Linked DNA regions of Homo sapiens: region 2 is linked to region 1. Evidence: chromatin loops called from intact Hi-C (ENCODE). Cell type or tissue: MCF 10A. All regions are shown on one strand. Each heading gives the region's core, and the rest is flanking DNA. Links, peaks and the distances in the headings are about the cores only.

Region 1 (10,524 bases), core at 1,236-9,235:
TCCACATTTCTAAGCAGAGAGGTTTGTGGCCACTTGAGCTTATTGAAGGAATTCTAGCCTGGGAGCGGGGAACTTGGGTTTCACTTGCTGTCACCAGTTGGCTGTGTGACTCTGGAAAAGTTTCTTCACCTCTCTGGGCTTTAGTTCCCTCTTCCACAAAAATGTGGGGCTTAAATCTGATTATCTCTTTGGCCCCTTCCTGCTTTGATATGCTGAGGTTCTGAACTGCTGATTATTCCAGGGCCTGAACTGATCTGCTGCGGAAGGGGTGAGTGGTCACTTTTTTCCCTAAATTCTCTGCTGGGCTGGAGTGAGAGAAGGTCAGAGAGAAAGTTTCCCCAGGGATGCTTATGCCATGGCACATTTTGCTCTTTTTCTTAATTCATTCAGCAAATATATATTTGGTGCTTCATGTTTGTTGGCACTGAGGGATTTAGCCATAAACAAAATAGACAAAACCCCGTCTTTGTGGAGATCCTGTCGGGAGACAGATAATAAACCACAGGTGGGGAGATCTATGGTGAGATCTATGGCAGGTGGGAGAAATCGCAACTTAGGTGAGGAGGGTGTGGGGGGTGGGTGCTAGCGAGGGGAGTGACCATTTTAAAAAGAGTGGTCAGGAAGGGCCTCACTGATACAGTCACCATTGATAAAGTTAGGGGGTTCTGGAGAGTTCAGAATGAGGGCAGACCTGGCATCCCGGGATTGTTGCGAAGATTGATGTGAACAGGGAAAGAGGGTCCCGCAGCTTTGCCTGAGGCTCTCAGGAAGATGACGGTGGGAGGCTTTGATGTGGGGAGCATAAGTATCTTTCTAGGAGCACACTGCGCTCTCGCCCCTTCCTTGCCTGCTGACGGAGCCAGGGATGCCAGGCTGTCCGGGCCCATCCACTGTGCAGAAGGTGCCCGGGCTATGTCTCAGCTCCCACCCAAGGCACGCAGCCTTACCCAGGGGTCCTGGCACCCCAAAGGGGGCCACACAACAGCATTCCCAGCCTGCCCTTTTCTGAAGGGCAGTGCAGGTGTCGGCTAACGAGCTGGAATTAGACTTCTTCACTCACTGCCTCCTTCCTTCTCACTTCTTGGTACAACTGAAGATTGGCAGGAGGACTCAGAGAGCACCAGGAATCCCCAGTTATTTTCAGAGCAGTTCCAGGCCCTGACCCTGCGGCCTAAGTCCTGCAAGGAGACAGCAAGGAGAAGCATGAGAGGCTCACGCAATGGGGTGGCCGCAGGGCTCCTGCGAGGGCAGTCCCCTGTCTATTCACTGAGAGGAAAGCTCTTTAGCTCTGTTTGGAAGCATTTTCACCAACTCTGTCTGGAATCTTCCACCCAGGCCCTTCTCCCTGACTACTCCATCCTAGTCTTGTGAATCCAGACCCCAAATCCACAGACCTTGGAGTTATACACTAAGGGCTGGACTCAGGAGTGGAAGAAAGAGCAGGTCTAGGGGAGTCTCCGAGGACACCGCAGCCTGTTACTGTCTCTGCCCAAGTCACTCTGAATGGCTCTCCTCTGATTCCTCCTTTTCCTCCTTCTTCTTTCCCTCCTGGGGAGCCCAGGACAAGATCACCGCCTGGCTGTATCCTCCCTGTCGCAGCGGGAGCCTATCCACCCTGGTCTCCATCTTGTGACACACGAGGTCCCCTCTTCACCCAGGACTTCAGCTTTGCCCTCTTGGGGCTGGCTTCAGGCCCAAGGCATGATCCAAAACTTTCCACAGCTCAGTTTGCAGAGACAAGGGAGTGCCATGGAAAGAGGAGATGCAGAAGCCATCTGAACACAGACGTTTAGGAAAAAGGAAGGAAAGTACAGTCAATTAAACCCACTGCCATGTTGGAGGGCAATGTCATTGTGGCCGCTGGGATGGGAAGATAGTCAGGCAGCTCTGGCCCCGAAGCCTGGGGTGACTGGAGGGAGGAGCATGGTGAGTCCCTCGTATGCTCTCCAGCATGAGAAAGCAGCCCACTCTGCCCTGCCTGGGCACCACGCTTCTCCCAACCTTCCCCAGGTCTCTCCTGATACCCTCTCTTCCTCAGGAAGGTGCCAGCACCCCCACTGCTCTGGCCTGTCCCACCTAACTCTCTCTGAAGTCCCTGTGAGAAACACTGAATGATGTGGCCTCCGTAAGTCCTTTAAAAATAGACTGTGGATCCCCTGAAAAAAAAAAAAAAGTCCCTGTCTAAAAATAGCTCTCAGCATCTAGGGGAGAAAAAAAGAAACTGCAGCAAAATTCAACTGGAGCAGTGACTTTCCTGTCTCTGATGTTCCGGGTCAGCTCCAGCACTGGAGAAGGCTGCGAGGGAGACAGGGGAGGAGAGGGTCCTTCAAGGACAGAGGAAGGATCAGAATCTCAATCTGCAGCAAACACCTCTCTCCATTCCCTGACTTGTGGTCATTGGGCCCTGCCTGGTCCAAGCAGCCAGGCAGTGCTCAAGACAGCAGCACGGAGCAGCAGATCCCTGGGTTGGCAATAGGAGCCTTGAAGAGTGGCCGCAGGGATCCAGGGATGGAGAGGCCTCCCAGGCATGGGTGCACCGCCCTGCAGAGGCCCTAAGGATGTGTACTCAGTGGAAGCTGGAGTCAGGACCAGATCTGATGCTGAAAGTACCTGTGAGCCAAATAGCTCGGAATGACTAAGGGGTGAGGGAGATGCTCTCTCTTGAAGAGCCACTGCTTCTGCATTCAACAAAGGTGAAAAGGAACCCTTTTGGGAACTGTCACTCAGAAAAGTCAGAACTCCTATCCAGGACTTGAGTGCAGGAGAAGGGGAGCCCCATGGACTTCTTTGTGTAAGATCCTTTCTGTGGCTGGCAGTGAGAGAATAGCATAGAGACATGATTTTACCTGCTAAAAATGTTTTAAGGAATATGAAAAGGATGCATACATACACACACACACACACACACACACACACACACACACACACACACACGCTTTTCAATTATGAGAGACAGGGTCTGCTTATTTTGCTCATGCCAGAAAACTATCACAGTAAGCTGGAGAAAAGTCAGGCTGCAGCTTAAGAAGGAAGACTCCTGGTCCCTCTGTTTAGCTGTGATGGGGGCTCCCTCCGAACAGTGAGTTGCATGTGTTGGTCACAGGGACAAGTGAATGTTAGTAAGCTAATGAGATCATTTTTTGGAACTATACGCCAAGTCCTCAAACTAAATGTTTATAGCTAATGTTTTGTTATGATAATTTGCCATTGAGGTGTACACCCTCATGCCCACAAACACACACGTTATGGAAATTTGTTCCTCGAATTAATACCTATGCAGCCCACCATGGATTCTGCACGTCCCAACATCACCTGGGCTCATATCTTATCTCCGAAACCATTAGAAGGCCACTGTCATGCCGAGAAAGGGAACAGAGTGGTTTTTAGGGACTGAAATGCAAGTCCCTGCGGGATCACTTGTTAGAGATTAAGCTGTTTCCAAAGCTGTGGTCCTGGGAAAGAGGCTTAATGAGGGAGAAAGAGGCAGGGACGCCACGGACCGGTTAGGCGGCACGTTCCTGCTCAGCAGGCACTGTGGCTGTTATGCTGCCCTCTGTGGCGGTCAGAATATGCGTGTCCCCAGAAGACAGCAGCTGACAGGGCATGCGGCAGCACTCACAAGAGGTCATGACCCATACTTGTTTGCAAGTTCAAGGCAGGTAAAATAACCTCTCAGTCATTTTTGTCTTCTTAGCCCCAAAACCTGCTTTCCTGTCTTTTTCTCCCTTAGGAATTACTCTGCCTCCCCCACCCCAAGGGACCTCATCCTGACCTATGCCACAACATTCAGGGTTGACAGCCACCTGCAAGCTGGCCAGTCCAAACCCCAGGCATGCCTCCCCTTCTCTCCACGACGCTCCTGGGCAGGGAACATCTGGGTCCCGCCAGCCCAGCCCTCCCTTGCTGGCATTTTGCCCAGCTCCTTTCCCTCTCTCCTGAGCTTACTCTATCTGCAAAGCCAGGAGAGCGACCTGTGTTTCTTCTCATACTACAGGTCACCCGCGGCATAAACGGCTTAATGTGGATGTACTTTAAGGAAAGGGAGGAAAACCAAACAACTTAGAAAATCAACCATCCCCCCTCCCTGCCAAGCCTTGGTTCTCGACGGTGTCTGTGCACATCAAGATTGCAGCGATGTGCGGGGGCCTCGGGCACGCAGTGTTGCAGTATTTTCTGAAAGGCTTTGCTCGCTCTCTTCAGTACTTTTCCTCTTCTCACAGCCTGGAGCCTGCAGAGAAATAGCCCTGGTTCCCCCTAGTGGCAGAAGCTCATAGCGCCGACCTGGGACACTTCCCACGATCGTGGTAATTAGCCAGTAGTTTAGTTACAACCACACTCTCATTAACTAACAGCGGGAGAAGAGACTGTCCCTGTTTCCTTGGAGACCTAGCAGCGCGTGCTTCTATTGCATTGACTGTTCCTGTAAGCTCAAAAGCCCCCAGGTTGTTATCGCATAGTGTTTACTGCATTGGATGGAGACCAAGACCTGGTAACACTGTGTTCCCCGCCGGTGCTTCTCAAAGTGTGGTCCTTGACCTATGCATCAGCATCACCTGGGAGCTGGATAGAAATGCAAATTCTCAGGCCTCTTACGCCTACTGAGTCCATAACTCGGGGGTTCAGAGCCCAGGAATCTGCATTTTGACAAGTTCTCCAGCTGATTCTGATCCACAATGAAGAATGAGGACTGACCTAGACAAAGCATGCCCTGGTATTTTGTTCCTATTAATAACCAGAAACAGCTGGGCACAGTGGCTCACACCTGTTATCCCAGCACTTTGGGAGGCCGAGGCAGGCAGATCACCTGAGGTCAAGAGTTTGAGACCAGCCTGACCAACATGGAGAAACCCCATCTCTACTAAAAATATAAAATTAGCCGGGCGTGGTGGCACATGCCTGTAATCCCAGCTACTCAGGAGGCTGGAGATTCGCTTGAACCCGGGAGGCGGAGGTTGCAGTGAGCCAAGATCACGCCATTGCACTCCAGCCTGGGCGACAAGAGGGAAACTGAAAAAAAAAAAAAAAACAGAGACTTTTCCCATTAAAGAGCTAAACAAAAGGAAGTGGAAAGATACTTCTTCCTTGTTCCAAGCAATATGTACCCAATATGATTCCAATCAATAACATTTATGTATTGACTGGAATGAGAAATGCCTTCTCCCAGGTTTGTCTCTAAGGAGATTCCCCTACTCCCCCCATCGTCATCCACTTCGTCATCTAAACCCGCCTTGGAATGGAGTCACTGAAGCATCTCCAAGAGATGAAGCAGTACTTGGAAATTAAAAGCAGTGAGGACTCTGTCACCAGCAGGCGAGGTGGCCTCACAGAGCCCCCTGAGCTGGCACCGGCTGGCACAAGGTAAGCAGGACCAAAAAAGAAACCAGACACCAGGCAAGTGACTGTTGACACAGGAAATGTAAGCCTTAGCCCTGTGCTTGCACTTTTCCAGCCTAGTGCTGTGAAATGCATAAATTACTGTCAACATTGTTGAGCTCAGAAGGGCTCAGCATCACTTTGATGAGTTGACTGGTTCTAAGAGGCCAATCTCATTTTATTTTAACCAGTATTTTTTTTTTAAATGCTTGCTTATGTGGGAGATGGGGGCCGCTTTTAATATGCTTCAGACTGCGGAAAGTAGCAAGTTGGTGACAAATGACCCATAACACAGGAGGAAAAACTGAACGTACCACTGTCTATTGCAGGAGGAAACCTGGAGATCACCTAAATCAACTTCCCGCTTGCCAGAGGGGGAAACCAAGGCCCTGAGTGGAAGACTGACACCAGAGGAAAAAGGGTTGCATACAAGGTCACCTTCCATGTCTCCCCTCCTCACTCCGGGTCCAGTGATCAGGTAGGCGTTCAAAATAATTCAGCCTGATTCTTAGCCTGGTGAGATTCAAGAAAATCTGTAAGCAAGTGGTATTTAATTTGACTTGGAAAATCATTTTTCCAAAGGACACCTGATCCCTTTGCTGTGTTATATCCTGGTCCCTACAGATAATATCCCTCCACAGAGCACACTGAGCCAAAGTTCCCAGGGCGTCCAGCCTCTGCGTGGAGTTTCCAGGAACACTTCCTGCTGCTTCCTCTACGACCTCTTCCTGGAAGTTGCAGGCACCCATAAGCAAGGACTCTCTAAGATGTCCACTTGCTTTCACAGGCCAGGAGATCGGGAGCCTTTGAGGCCTCAGCTCCCCTACATCTACTTGGAATCCCCGAGCAGCCACCTTTACTTCTGCACCCAATACCTCCGGCGGAGTGGGGCAGAAGGGCAGGTGATTGCCCCTTAACTGGTCATCCAGCCACATCTGGACGGCTGGCCGCACCTCTGTCAAAGGGGAAGAGAATCCGGCAGCCCCTTAGGAAGGCAGTGCTGACTCCTAGCCCTGAGTAGGTTCACACCGCAGGCTGGGTTGGTCCTTCCCTGTGAGCTCTTCCAACAGGCATGGCTTACCCCAGGGCAGCACTGAGCGTCTAGGGAGAAATATTAAATACAAGTGGTGATGTCTCCCTCTAGTGGAGAGTAGTCAGAATGCGAATGTGGCTCTGAATCTTCAAGGAAGGCAGGAAGGGCTCTGCTGGAAGCTACAGGGCTGATGTGTGCGGCTCAAAGATTCTCATGCCTCATGACCTGAGGGCCATGTGTGTGGCCCTCAGGTCACACACACAGCTTCTAGAGGAAGCTGTGTGTGTGTTTGTTTGTTTGTTTCATCATGTCCAGCACGTGGAGGCCTTGGCCATAAAGACAATCACTCTTCATCCCATAAAGACAATCAATCACTCTTCATCTCTGACTGTAGCCTCACTGTCAGCCACAGGTGGGCTTGAAGCCAGAGCTCCTGGAGTGCTGCTCCCCTACCTTGGAAGCCTCTTTCAGCCCCGCCTCGCCGTGAACCAACCACCCTCCCTTCCCTGAAGCTTGCTTTCCTCCGTTTGCTAGGGGGTGTGGTATGCAGGTCCACCCACTGACCTCCCATCTCTAAAATGTTCTGACACACAAGGACTCCACAGAGATGACTGAATGAGTTCATGGTTCATTGTTCATCTAAGAGGCAGCCAGGAGAACTGTTCATGGCCTTCTACACTTGGAGGGAGCGCGGCAGCCACACGCACTTTCACGAACATCACCGCACTTTGCTGTCGCGATGACCATCAGATTCACCTTATCCTCACCTCTCCCACTTCGCCCCAGCCACCAGGTTGGCTTTGTGTTCTGAGATTGAGCTAAGAGAGATAGGTCCTTCTCTGCAGCCCACAAAGCCAAAGCAGGCCCAGGGTTCAATCAGGGCTGTTGGCTTGGCCTAGGAGCCCCATGAAACTGAAGCTGAGGAATTCCAGTCTTCCTTAGCAGAAAGGGAAAGTCTGTGTGACCCATCCCATAATAGTGATGATAATAATGATGATGGTTAACACTTAGGCATGCTTCCCGCCAGGCAGGCACAGGAAGCACTGTGCTTACAGCAACTCACTTAATCATCCCAGCAACCCTATGTCACAGGTCATCCCAAAAACCTGCCACTCTTGCCTGGACCCAGAATCACTGTAATAAGAGCCAGAGTCACCTGGTTATTATAACTTCCTGCCACAGAGCATGGATGCTTAACAGGTGTGGAATTTACATGCATCTCCCTAGCCAAGAGGAGAGGGCTTCCATTTTCCAGCATGGACTTAGAAATCGGTTCACCCTTGGTTATTCTCATGACAGTTACTAATCTCAGAATTACTAAGTGGGAAGAGACACTGGAGATGATCTGGTCCATTTCCCCATTTCCCAGGTGAGCTAACTAGGGAATGAAGATGTGGAGTGCTGATGTGAATCCCACAGTGAGGTAGTGGCAGGGCTGCGGCTGCCCCCCAGCTCTCTATGCTTCAGCCCAAAGCTTTTCCACTCTCCCATGCTGTGGCCGCCATGTACTCGAGTGAATTAACAGCCCTGAGGTCTGCCCTTCGACAGCCCAGGAAGCTCCATGGTCATCAGCCAGCCCAGCTGAGCTCTGGAAGCAGAATCTTTCAAATATCAGCCTACAGCACCCAAGAGTGTCCTGGCAAATTGTTTCTCTGTTACCTCACCCTGAAAATAAAGACAAGAGTCACCCCTGGAGAGACACATTCCAAAGACAAGCAGACGCAGAGGGCAGGGCCAGCTGGAGGGCAGCCTGGGCCATCAGCCCTCCTGCTCGCATCATGGTGGGGGGCCATCCCCCATTATCTGTCCACTCTGGAAGAGACCACCCTGGCCCCTCCTCAGGAGCTATGATGGAGGTGTTCTCAGCCTCCTACTGGTTTTTCTTCTTTTCTCCAGAATGGTTTCAGGTCCTTCTGCTGAGGCACTCCACATACCCAGCTTTCCCTTCCCCACCACCTCTATCCCAGAGTATTTGGTGTCCTGCTTCCCATTTTGGAGTAGCTTCCAGCAGATGTCACTTGCCAGCTGGAGTCAGTGCCAGTCATATCCCCAACTTTCCTAGGAGTGGCTAGGTGGAAGGAGCACCTTCCAGATAGTCTGTCTCTACGGCTCTGTCGCCATAGACTTGGTGGCATTTCCCTGGCCCGAGGGTACTTTAGGGTTCTCTAGCTACTTTCTTGTGGGTGCTCTGTCACATGGCCAGCCAAGAAGCAGACCTGGCCTGCTCTAGTGTGAGTGTGGAAAGTGGGAATGTGAAGAAGGTAGTGAATAAAATTGGGGGGTGGGTGTGTGAAGGGCAGGAAGGGTGAGAAACTCAGAATGAATCACAGACACTCAGATGCCTCCCACCCCAACACGGGGTCAGGAAGACAGGCAGGGAGTGCAATGACAGTGTCTCCTCCCACTGGCTTCCTCGAGAGAAAGGTGGAGGCTGGGACATGGGGTCAGGCCCCGCTAGACCTGCTCTGAAACATGGAGGAGGGTCGGCCGGCATCAGAGCCTGCTTCGCTGGCTAGGGTGGCCCCGCAGGCCAGCCTCTGGGAGCTTCTCAGAGGGGTGGTAACCAGCCCCAAGCAGCAGCCAGGAAGAGGGGTCCAGCCTCCAGGGCCCAGTTGCTGGCTCAACTGCCTTTCCCTTCTTCCACCCACCACTCAAGTTCACCACCTTGGAGTCCTCCTGGCCTCCGCTTTCTCTCACGCCCACTCCGCATCCAGTTCCTCCTGTTGGCACGCTCTGCAAAATGATCAGGATCTGTCCGCGTCTCCACCTCCACTGCGACAGCCTAGTCCAAACCATCCTCAGCTCCCTGCTGGATTATTCAAACAGCCTCCTAACTGGCAATTCTGTTACAATTTACGTCCGGTCATATCCCATCTCTGCTCAAAACCCTGGAGGAATGGCCTCTCCTCCAACTCAGAGTATAAGCAAAGACCTGCAAGGCCCCGGCTGATGGGCCCCACTCTCCACCACTCAACTGTCCCTGGCCCCACCTCCTGCTCTCCTGCTGGCTCACTGCCCCCCGCATGCCACAATGCTCTCCTTGCTGTTCCTGGAACATGCCAGCCACACACCCACCTCAGGGCCTTTGCACTTGCTCCTTCTCCGAGAACGTTTCTAATTTCTAACCCTCCCCTGCACTGCACATCTACCTGGCTCCCTTTGGCCTCATTCTGCTGTTAATGCAAACATTACCTTGTAAGTCATACTTTCCTTGTCTCCCTTGCTTTAAGCTGCTGTCCACCCCGCGACACACACACACACACACACACACACACGCACACGCATGCAATCACACACACACACACACGCGATCACTCACACACACACATACTCCTGCTGTATTCTCTAGCCCCCTTGCTTGATTTTCCTCTGTTGCCTATACTCTCCTAGCATACAACATATTTTAATTATTTATTGTATTGTGTGCCTTTCTCCCCAACCAGAACCCAGCCTTCATAGGGGCATGGGCTCTTGTTGCTTTATTCATTTCATTCACCTAGAAAAGTGCTCAGTACATAGTGGGCACTCAATGAACGCTTGCTGAGTGATGAACAAATCAATGCTAGACATGGTTTGGGAAACAGACCCTCACAGGAGATGTCAGAATTGTTGGGTTTATGTAGTCAGAAATTGGGTAGAGTTCATCTAGTAGAGTTACTGGGTTTATTTAGAGAAGCCTGGCAGAGAAAAGGGGTGTGTATATGTTTGTGTGTGTGCGTGTTTTTCAGGGATGTTTGACAGCCACCTTCACTTGTAGTAAATAATGTGTGGGCTCCTGATTATTTGTATGTGTTTTAACCGTATGTATTAACCAGATCCAGCACTTCCTTCATTTATTTCCTCACTCATTCATTCACCACACATTGTATGAGTGACAATTCTGTATCAGGTGCTCTGCTAGACACATGGCGAAGGCTACGGTCCCTGCTGTCCAGACTTCTGCAGCAACGTCATGAAGCCCCAGCACTCAGGACAATCTGGGAGGGTGTGGGCATTAAAGCAACCTGGAGCCTCAGCAACACCTCATTAGGAAACAAAATTCCACACAAGAAAATCATCCTAGTCCTTCATTTTGTCAGGAAGTGGAAAAGATACGTGAATGAGTGACTAGCAGTGGG
Region 2 (8,000 bases), core at 1-8,000, 1.2 Mb before region 1:
GAGTTGGGGCAGAGGCTGTGGAGGCCAGAATGGGAGAGGGTGGCTCTCAGATGGCTTTGGAGGGGACTTAGTGTTGCCCAGGACTCTGCTTGAGGGGAAGTGTCCTGGACTGTGGGACCTGTCAATATTCTGTAGAGGGAATGTGGACTCAATTACCAGTGTCTCTCAGGAAGGCTGGGATTGCAGTGTGTGAAGGACAGATGCTTACTTTTCTACTTCCCCTTCAACTCTTTCTTCTCCCAAACAGAGAGACCAACTCTTGTTAATTCTCTCCTCCTCTGTCTTAGCCTCTGAGGGTTTTGGAACTGTCTTTTCTGATGAGGAGAGCTAGCGATTGGCCAATGAGCACCTTTGAACTGGAAGGGTTGTTTGGTGCCTTAGCAGAAGGTGGATATCACGAAGGGTCTCTAAGGTGGGGAATCTCAGACCTGGGTAGGAACAAAAAATAGGAGAGGGCAGGGGAATCTTCCTTATTGCTCTTCTTTATCCCTGGGGCCTCTTAGGTAGAGTGTCTCAGAGCTTTGGTGTGGGGAAAGCATAGATCATTGTCTCTTCATCATACTCAGCAGGAAAAGGAACATCACTCAGAGGACTATGTCAGCATCGGATATGCTTTGAAACAAACTTTTTTGTCATGAAGGAAAAAATACAGATAGCCTTAAATATTAGTAACCACAATAATTATATTATGACCCCAAATCCAAAAAAGAGGACAGCGGGACCTCAAATACAGGCTGTGGCTATCCTGTTAGGCGCTCATTTCATTCCTGAAGCACTGGGCATGCATTCTGAGGACAGCACTTGGATACCTGTCACGTGACGAGGTGACTCGCACTTCAGCCACAGGGGATTCTAACTTGCAGGTTCATATTGTAAGAGATTCGGTTATTTTCACAACTGCTTCCTTACGATGCCGGCGAGTGTGCAAATTATTGCGGCCAGATTCGAGAGAGCAGAGAAGTCCGTGTAATTTATTAAGGGTGCGCAGCGTGCCGCCTGCAGCACGGGACACGTGTTCTTGGCCATAACACAAAGAAAATGGAGCTGGGCCTGGAAACACCCTGTTTGGGCCCATCTGATGGTGCAGACATCATCCCTCGGGGTGTTCCTCTGTCCAGTCTGTCCCTTGTGAAGGGGCAGGGTTGTGGGATGTCACTAAGGGCTTGGGGAAGGGGTCACGGATTCTGCATTCTTCTGAGGACTTGACAGGGGAAAGGGAAGTGGCTTTTTCCCGGGGGCAGATCTGCGGGGGGCAGAAAGAGCAGGAATGGGGTGCAGAGGGCAGACCCGTCAGGCCAGGCTTCCCTGCTTTCCCACTCCATGCTCTTGTGCAATCCTTCAGTCTTTACCGGAAGCCCAGTCACCTCATGTGTTACGTAGACACCGAATTCCTGTTCTGCCTCCATGATGCATGGCTGTGGGCCCCAAGGAGATGTGTGTGAAAGCACTTTAAAGCCAGAGAGTTCTACAGAAGTGTAGGAATAGCTTTCATTGTTGTTTCTGTAACTATCCAAGGCTGTCTCAGAGGCTGCACCCATCAGTTCTTCCTGCTGTCCATAGGAGAGACCTGTAAAGGATGCTTTTTCTTAGATTTCCAGCCTGCTGTGGACCCATGCTTTTGTAAATACAATAAAAATGAATTCTCATAAAAATAAAACAAAAGCAATGACAAAAATAATATGATCCCACCCAACTAAAAAATATTTTCAGCTGGGCGCAGTGGCTCACGCCTGTAATCCCAGCACTTTGGGAGGCTGAGGCGGGCGGATTACGAGGTCAGGAGATCGAGACCATCCCGGTAACACGGTGAAACGCTGTCTCTACTAAAAATACAAAAAATTAGCTGGGCGTGGTGGCGGGCGCCTGTAGTCCCAGCTACTTGGGAGGCTGAGGCAGGAGAATGCCGTGAACCCAGGAGGCGGAGGTTGCAGTGAGCTGAGATTGCACCACTGCACTCCAGCCTGAGCGACAGAGCGAGACTCCGTCTCAAAAAAAAAAATTTCTTTTTTTTTTAAAAATTTTTTTGAGACGGAGTTTTGCTCTGTCACCCAGGCTGCAGTGCAGTGGCATGGTCTCGGCTCACTGCAACCCCCACCTCCCAGGTTCTAGTGATTCTCCTGCCTCAGCCTTCTGAGTAGCTGGGATTACAGGCGCACACGACCACACCCAGCTGATTTTTGTATTTTTAGTAGAGATGGGGTTTTGCCGTGTTGGCCAGGCTGGTCTCGAACTCCTGACCTTAGGTGGTCTGCCTACCTCTGTCTCCCAAAGTGCTGGGATTACAGGTGTGAGCCACCATGCCCGGCCTTAAAAAATGTTTTCTTTCCTTTTTTTCATGATCCCTAAATCTAAACTCTTACTTCCCACTTTTTATGACATATAACAGACATAACATGACTCTGCCAAATTTCCCTAAGATTTTCTAAACACTTTCTCTTAGTTTCTGTGCTTGCGTCCTCACAGGCTGGCCCTGGCCCAGGGAATGCACTTTGAGCAGCCCTGTTCTCAGCCGAAGATTGTCTCTCCTCCTCTAAGGTGCCTCTCAGTGTCCACCGTATGCCCAGAAGCACCTGTTTGAAAATATTGGCGGGGGCAGAGAAAGAACCCCTCTCTTTCTGGTTTGTCCCAGGCCTGGCACCTGCTTAGAGCAGAGGTTTTCTGGTTGACCCCACAAGCTGCAGGCTGTATCTGCTCCTGCCATCGTGCAAAGGTCTCCTGGCATGGGAATGAGGAGGATGGGGGTCCCTTTGCTAAGTGGTCCGCACCGTGATAAATGAAGGGCAGAGAAACCGCCTGGAAACGGCATGGTATCGGAACCTCACACTTCCAGGTTTGAATCCTGCCTCCTAACATCTACTTAAGTGAGTGGCAAGTCACTTAACATCTTGGCGTCTTAATTTTCTTATCTGTAAAACTGGCTTGCAGGCTGTTGGGAAGACTGGAGATGAGAGCAGCGAGCACATGGGAGGTGCTTAGTGAGTGGTGGTTTAATGACCACTAACTATTACAGTAAGTTCGTGGTGGGAAACGGTGAATCCTGCCATGAACAGAGATGCTGCAGGGAATTAGCACACACAGGAGCATCTTTTTAGATCCCAGTGTTCACTTTCTGAGACCTGCCGGATCGATAAAATGAGGGGGTTGTGCTGGAAGATCTCCCAGGTATTTTTCTCTAGTTCAGAAATTCTTGGAGCCATGCTTGCCTGAAGCATCCATCTCTTTAAGTTAGAATATTACCTGCTACCACCACTAGGTGACAGCAAAGCACAACTCACTGCCCTGCTCACCCTTCCTGAGTCCGGCGGCAAGGGTAACTCTGGGAGCATCGTAGAGGGCAGAGAAGAAGAAACCCTGAGGTCCCATTATGTCAGCCCCTTCTATCACACGGGAGGAGACTGAGGACAGAAAGGGAACAGAGCCGGGTCAAGCCTTCATAGTTGTATAGTGGAAATTCTGGTCTCCTGACTCTGAGACCAGGGCTCCTGTAATCTGAAACACTTAGGCCTCTGTCTGGGAGATGCTGACTTCCCGTTTGAAACCTAGCAGCTACATCTCCCAAACTGCTGGTATTAGGAGCCTCTTGGTGGCGAGAAGTGTGGTTATGTCCCTGATCCCAGGATGTCCAGTTTCCTCACTGGCCCCATGTGAAGACTGAAGGAGTTGGGCACCACTTCTTAAAGTTCAGAGCTTGGGTTCAAGGGCCCATCCAGAGGCGGCCTCACATGTGGGCGTTGCACATTTTAAAAGATCCAAAGAAGGGCCTGTTTCAGAAATATCTCCTACATGGTCCATGATTTGTCACTCAGTCGGGCTTACTGAAATATAATAAGCAAAAATTCATTTTGGTTAACAAGCGAGAGGTTTAAAAAAAGCGGAACCTCATAAGTCTTCATAGGAGGAGTCATCACGCTCAGCAGGAGTGCTTTAATCAGATCACTCTCCTCCTCGCAAGCTTCTGGCTGAGTTCAGCTGCTTTGGCCTGAAAGTACTGATGGGGTAGGAGAATGAACGAGAGGCAGTTGGAAGGTAAAAAAGATTCTGGAGAGTGGGTCACGATGGTGTTCATGTATGGAGAGTTGGGGACAATGGGGCCTTTTCAGAGAAAGGTAACAAGACCAGTATTTTCCTACTTTATAATTTTCTTGGAGTGGACCAACACGTAGGACCACGTTCTCAGCCTGACCCCTTTCGGACTGAAGATGTCATGAGTTGGTGAGTGATGGGACGAGTATTTTTGCCAGGCTTTCTTCTGAAGTCTTCAGGGGACATTCATAGACTTTATCTTAGTAGCCTTTTGATGTCCCGAAGGGACAAACACTAGACGGAGGTGGTTCTCTTCATTTTAACTGTGAGGTTTAAGTGACTTGCCACAAAATTTGGCCAGGGACTGTTGTGCTGGCCTGCCCCGCCTCTCTGCACAGCTCCCCTCTGGGTCCAATCCATCCCCTAAATTACCCCTTTATTTCCAGGCCTATCTACCTCCATGAATTTCCACCTCCCTGAATGTCTTTGCCACTTTGGGATTCTCTGGGTGTTTTTAGCTGGGCTATTGTTACCTGCTCTTCTCTCCCAAGTCAGGAAGTCTCATGCTGTGTCCTGGAAACCCTTTCCTCTCATTGAAGATTATGTTTTGTCTCCTCTCCAGCTCTCTTATGACCTAACTCCACACCACTGTGGCCTTCATAGCAGTCCTCACTTAATATCAAGGTCCTATTATAATATTGCTGTCCATGAATTAATAACCTCCTCTTGCTAACACGAGTCGGCAGAGAGCAGCCACGTGGTTTGCAGTGGGTGCTCAGAAGGAGGAGGAGGTGGCGGCTGCAGTCATGGCATTGTTATCTCACACCTGAGCTGGGACTGGAGTGTTCTGTCCGCTGGAGGAGGGCTGGGCTTCCATAGACCCACACCTGGGTGACAGGAGGCATGGTGGGTTGTCCCATGGGTTGAATATCATGGCGAGAGGTAAAAACATGCAGCATGCAGACCAAGAGGCCTGGGAGCCCCCAGCCCGGCCTGCCCAAGGGTGAGGGGCAACATGTGCTGCTGAGGTAAGGGGAGCCTGGCTCTGTTTCCTGGAGTCCGTCCCTGCACTTCTGTCCCACATGGTATTTGCCACAAGGAGGCGTATTATCTGGTTTCCGTTGACTGTAAGGCATCCGTGGGATACCTCAGTCATTCTTATAGCAGCCACTAGGTGGTGGGCCTCAGGCTTAAGTCAGAGCTGACACTGGACGGGGCGATGTGGACATGAACCCTAATTGTGACAGAGGCTTTGAATGCTCTGCTAGAGAGAGGTTTTTCAGCCCTGCCAGCTCCTACCAAGGTGCCATCTTCCCTACTGGGTGCTTAAGCTCATTCCCTCCCAAGAACAGTGGTTCCGGGAGGTAAGAGCTACCAAGAGTGGGGTCAACCTGCATCTTATGCCCTGCACTGTCATCCTGACCCATCAGCTGGGCTTCCAGAGATGCGGGAACACCTCCTGAGGTTGGGTGAAGATGACATTAAGCAGTGGAGGATTCTTCCTATTTCCCTCCCCCCAACCGCCCCAACACACACATGCTCACATACGATTCTAGCCTGGGTCCTTGAAAGCCCTTTGTTCAGCCCAAGATTGCCCTGTTCCCAGGGATTTGTCCAGCTCCAGGCCTGGGAGCTCAGACTTGTCTGGGGAGTGACTGGGTCACGTGGAGCTGGAACTGTTCAGACCAGGAGCTTCTCGCCCTGCAGGGAGCTCTGGAGCCAAGGTGCCACAGTCCTTCACCTGGGGGTGACCCAGGCCTCTTTGAGAACCCCCAAGGCTAGGCCACACCAGGACAGGCACCCAGGGCTGCCCCTTGGAGTCGGGACAGAAGCGTGTCTGCATGTTGAGCTCAGAGTGGGTTTGGCTGACTCTTCTGGGGCTGGTAGTTCTTAGTTCTTTTATTTTCTCAGCCCCAACAGACCGGAGGAATACAACATGCTCACGAAAGTAGTTTCCCGAGGGGTGACGACGGGGAAGTAGAGCATACCCCATGGAGAGTGAACCGGGATACGGGAGACTGGGCAGGAGGGGGCCTGTGGCTTGGACCAGCCCCCAGACTCTAGTTCTGATCGATTTCTACTTATGCCCAATATTTGGCCCTCACCTCCAGAGTGTTAAGTACATATTAATTTTATTCAATATAGTGTTCATTTTCTTTAATTATAAACATAATACATGCTCATTGAAGAACACTTGGAAAAAAATTTTAAAACTGAAAAAGAAAATAAAATCCTCCCACTCGCCTATCCCAGCTCACCACCTGGAGGCAGATTCTGTATTTCCTTCTAGTCTTTTGTGAAATATATATACATTTGGAACCATATGTATATACAGTTTTTCTTCCTGTGTTAAAAATTAACAGCATAAGTATTTCTCACTTCATTTAAGATTCTTCCAAAGGACCATTGTAATAGCACCATAGGATACTGGCGCCTGGTGATTCCTCAATGGATTTAGTCATTTTCCTATTAAGTGTTTCCAATTTTTTTTTGCAATGATAAATAATTCTCCATCAATCTTTGTCCATAATTCTATTTCCCTCAGAGAAATCCTTTCCTTGGGATGGCTAGGTGTAAGAATATGTGCATTTCAAGGCCTCTGGACATGATTTTTTGAAGTACCTTTGCAAAAATGTCCAGGTTACAGTGCCCCAGCAGGGCACGAGAGGGCAGAGGGCAGTCAGTGTCTTTAGTTGACAGGGAGGAGCCATGTAGATGGGAACCCATGTTTGCCAAGCCCTGGCCTGGGCATAGGATCCCTGTCCTGGCTTGGCCTGCAGTGGAAGCTGTCCCCCTGGCTCAGCCCTGGTCCTGGTGCCAGTCCCAGTGCTGGGCTTACCCGTAGGCTCAAGTCTCAGACAACACTTCCTGGAGCGGGCTGGAGGAGGGCTTTAGATCAGTCACTGTGGCCCTGAGGACTTTTGGATTCTTTTCTCTTAGGTCCGGCATGAGAACAGATGTGTGGCCCTGGAAAGGTGTCCCTGCTTCCATCAGGGCAAGGAGTATGCCCCTGGAGAAACAGTGAAGATTGGCTGCAACACTTGGTGAGGCTCAGTGAGGGGCTGCGCCGGGGACCCAGGCCCTGCGGGTGGAGTGAGGGTGCACGCGGCCACAGGACCTTCCGCACTTGCCTCCAGCCCCCTGTGGGAACCTGGTTACTCTCTGCCTTTCCTCCGTGCCTGTGTTTCTCCATCTGTAAAATGGGGAGAATCTTTTTCATCACCTGTGTCCATCCTGCATAGACACTATTCAACAGGTTAGTACAGTAGCCCTTATCCGAAATGCTTGGGACCACAACTGTTTTGGATTTTGGATTATTTTGGACTTTGAAATATTTGCATATACATAATGAGGTGTCTTAGGGATGGGACCTAAATCTAAACATGACATTTATTTATGGTTCATATATACCTTATACACGTTGCCTGAGGGTAAGTTTATACAACATTTTAAATATGTATTTAATGTGTATTTAGTATTTTTAATGTTTGTGCATGAAACAAAGTTTTGTGTACATTGAACCATCAGAAAGTAAAGGTGTCACCCTCTCAGCCACCCATGTGGTGTCATGTTGGTGCTCAAAGTTTTGGGTTTCAGAACATTTTGGACTTCAGAGTTTTGGATTAGGAATGCTCAGCTTGTATTTCTGTTCAGGGAGATGGGCCCCAGGGAAGACAGGGACCTCGCCCCACCAGTCATTGCATTTGGGCCAAGCTGCCAGTGGGCACGGGGTCTGGAGGGTCCTTTCGTTGCAGGCCTTACACTGCCCATGAGCACTTCGTGAGTGTGCTTGCAGTGGCGTGGTTTGAGGTGAGGGTGGCTGGTTGCCTTCTCCCTTTTCCTTGGCCATCCTGCACGTAACCCCTCACCCTGCTCATTCACCCTGCCTTTGACTTGGTGGCTGTGCACAGCCTTGGAAAGAGGCCTACTGGACAGAGGTAGAGAGGGCTGTCTCTTGGGCTTGAGGTCTGAGCTTA

Evidence for each region. A loop is a pair of places that touch in the nucleus more often than their neighbours do. Peaks named below come from ENCODE experiments on the same cell type or tissue, not always from the same donor. Only the 100,000 strongest peaks of a DNase experiment are listed, where the experiment ranks them.
Region 2: a loop joins it to region 1, with 12 times the contacts of the local background. A loop is called at or near these places in 7 of 110 quality-filtered maps.

What each region holds. Positions count from the first base shown.
Region 1 is chr12:4,851,626-4,862,149 of GRCh38, reverse strand. No RefSeq gene overlaps it. Among named protein-coding and RNA genes, the nearest start is that of KCNA6-AS1, 26 kb to the right of the region's middle. RefSeq lists enhancers at 4,133-4,427, 3,956-4,599, 6,455-6,504, 6,515-6,564, 8,038-8,538. In MCF 10A, for the core only: CTCF peaks have their summits at 4,248 (motif pointing left) and 6,499 (motif pointing left); DNase peaks (open chromatin) are centred at 4,249 and 6,499.
Region 2 is chr12:6,035,455-6,043,454 of GRCh38, reverse strand. It overlaps VWF (von Willebrand factor), which reads left to right. Exons shown (of 52, transcript NM_000552.5): 19 at 6,964-7,067. SNORA120 (small nucleolar RNA, H/ACA box 120) reads left to right here and starts at 3,272; the gene lies at 3,272-3,418. In MCF 10A, for the core only: CTCF peaks have their summits at 3,252 (motif pointing right) and 5,122; DNase peaks (open chromatin) are centred at 3,284 and 5,164.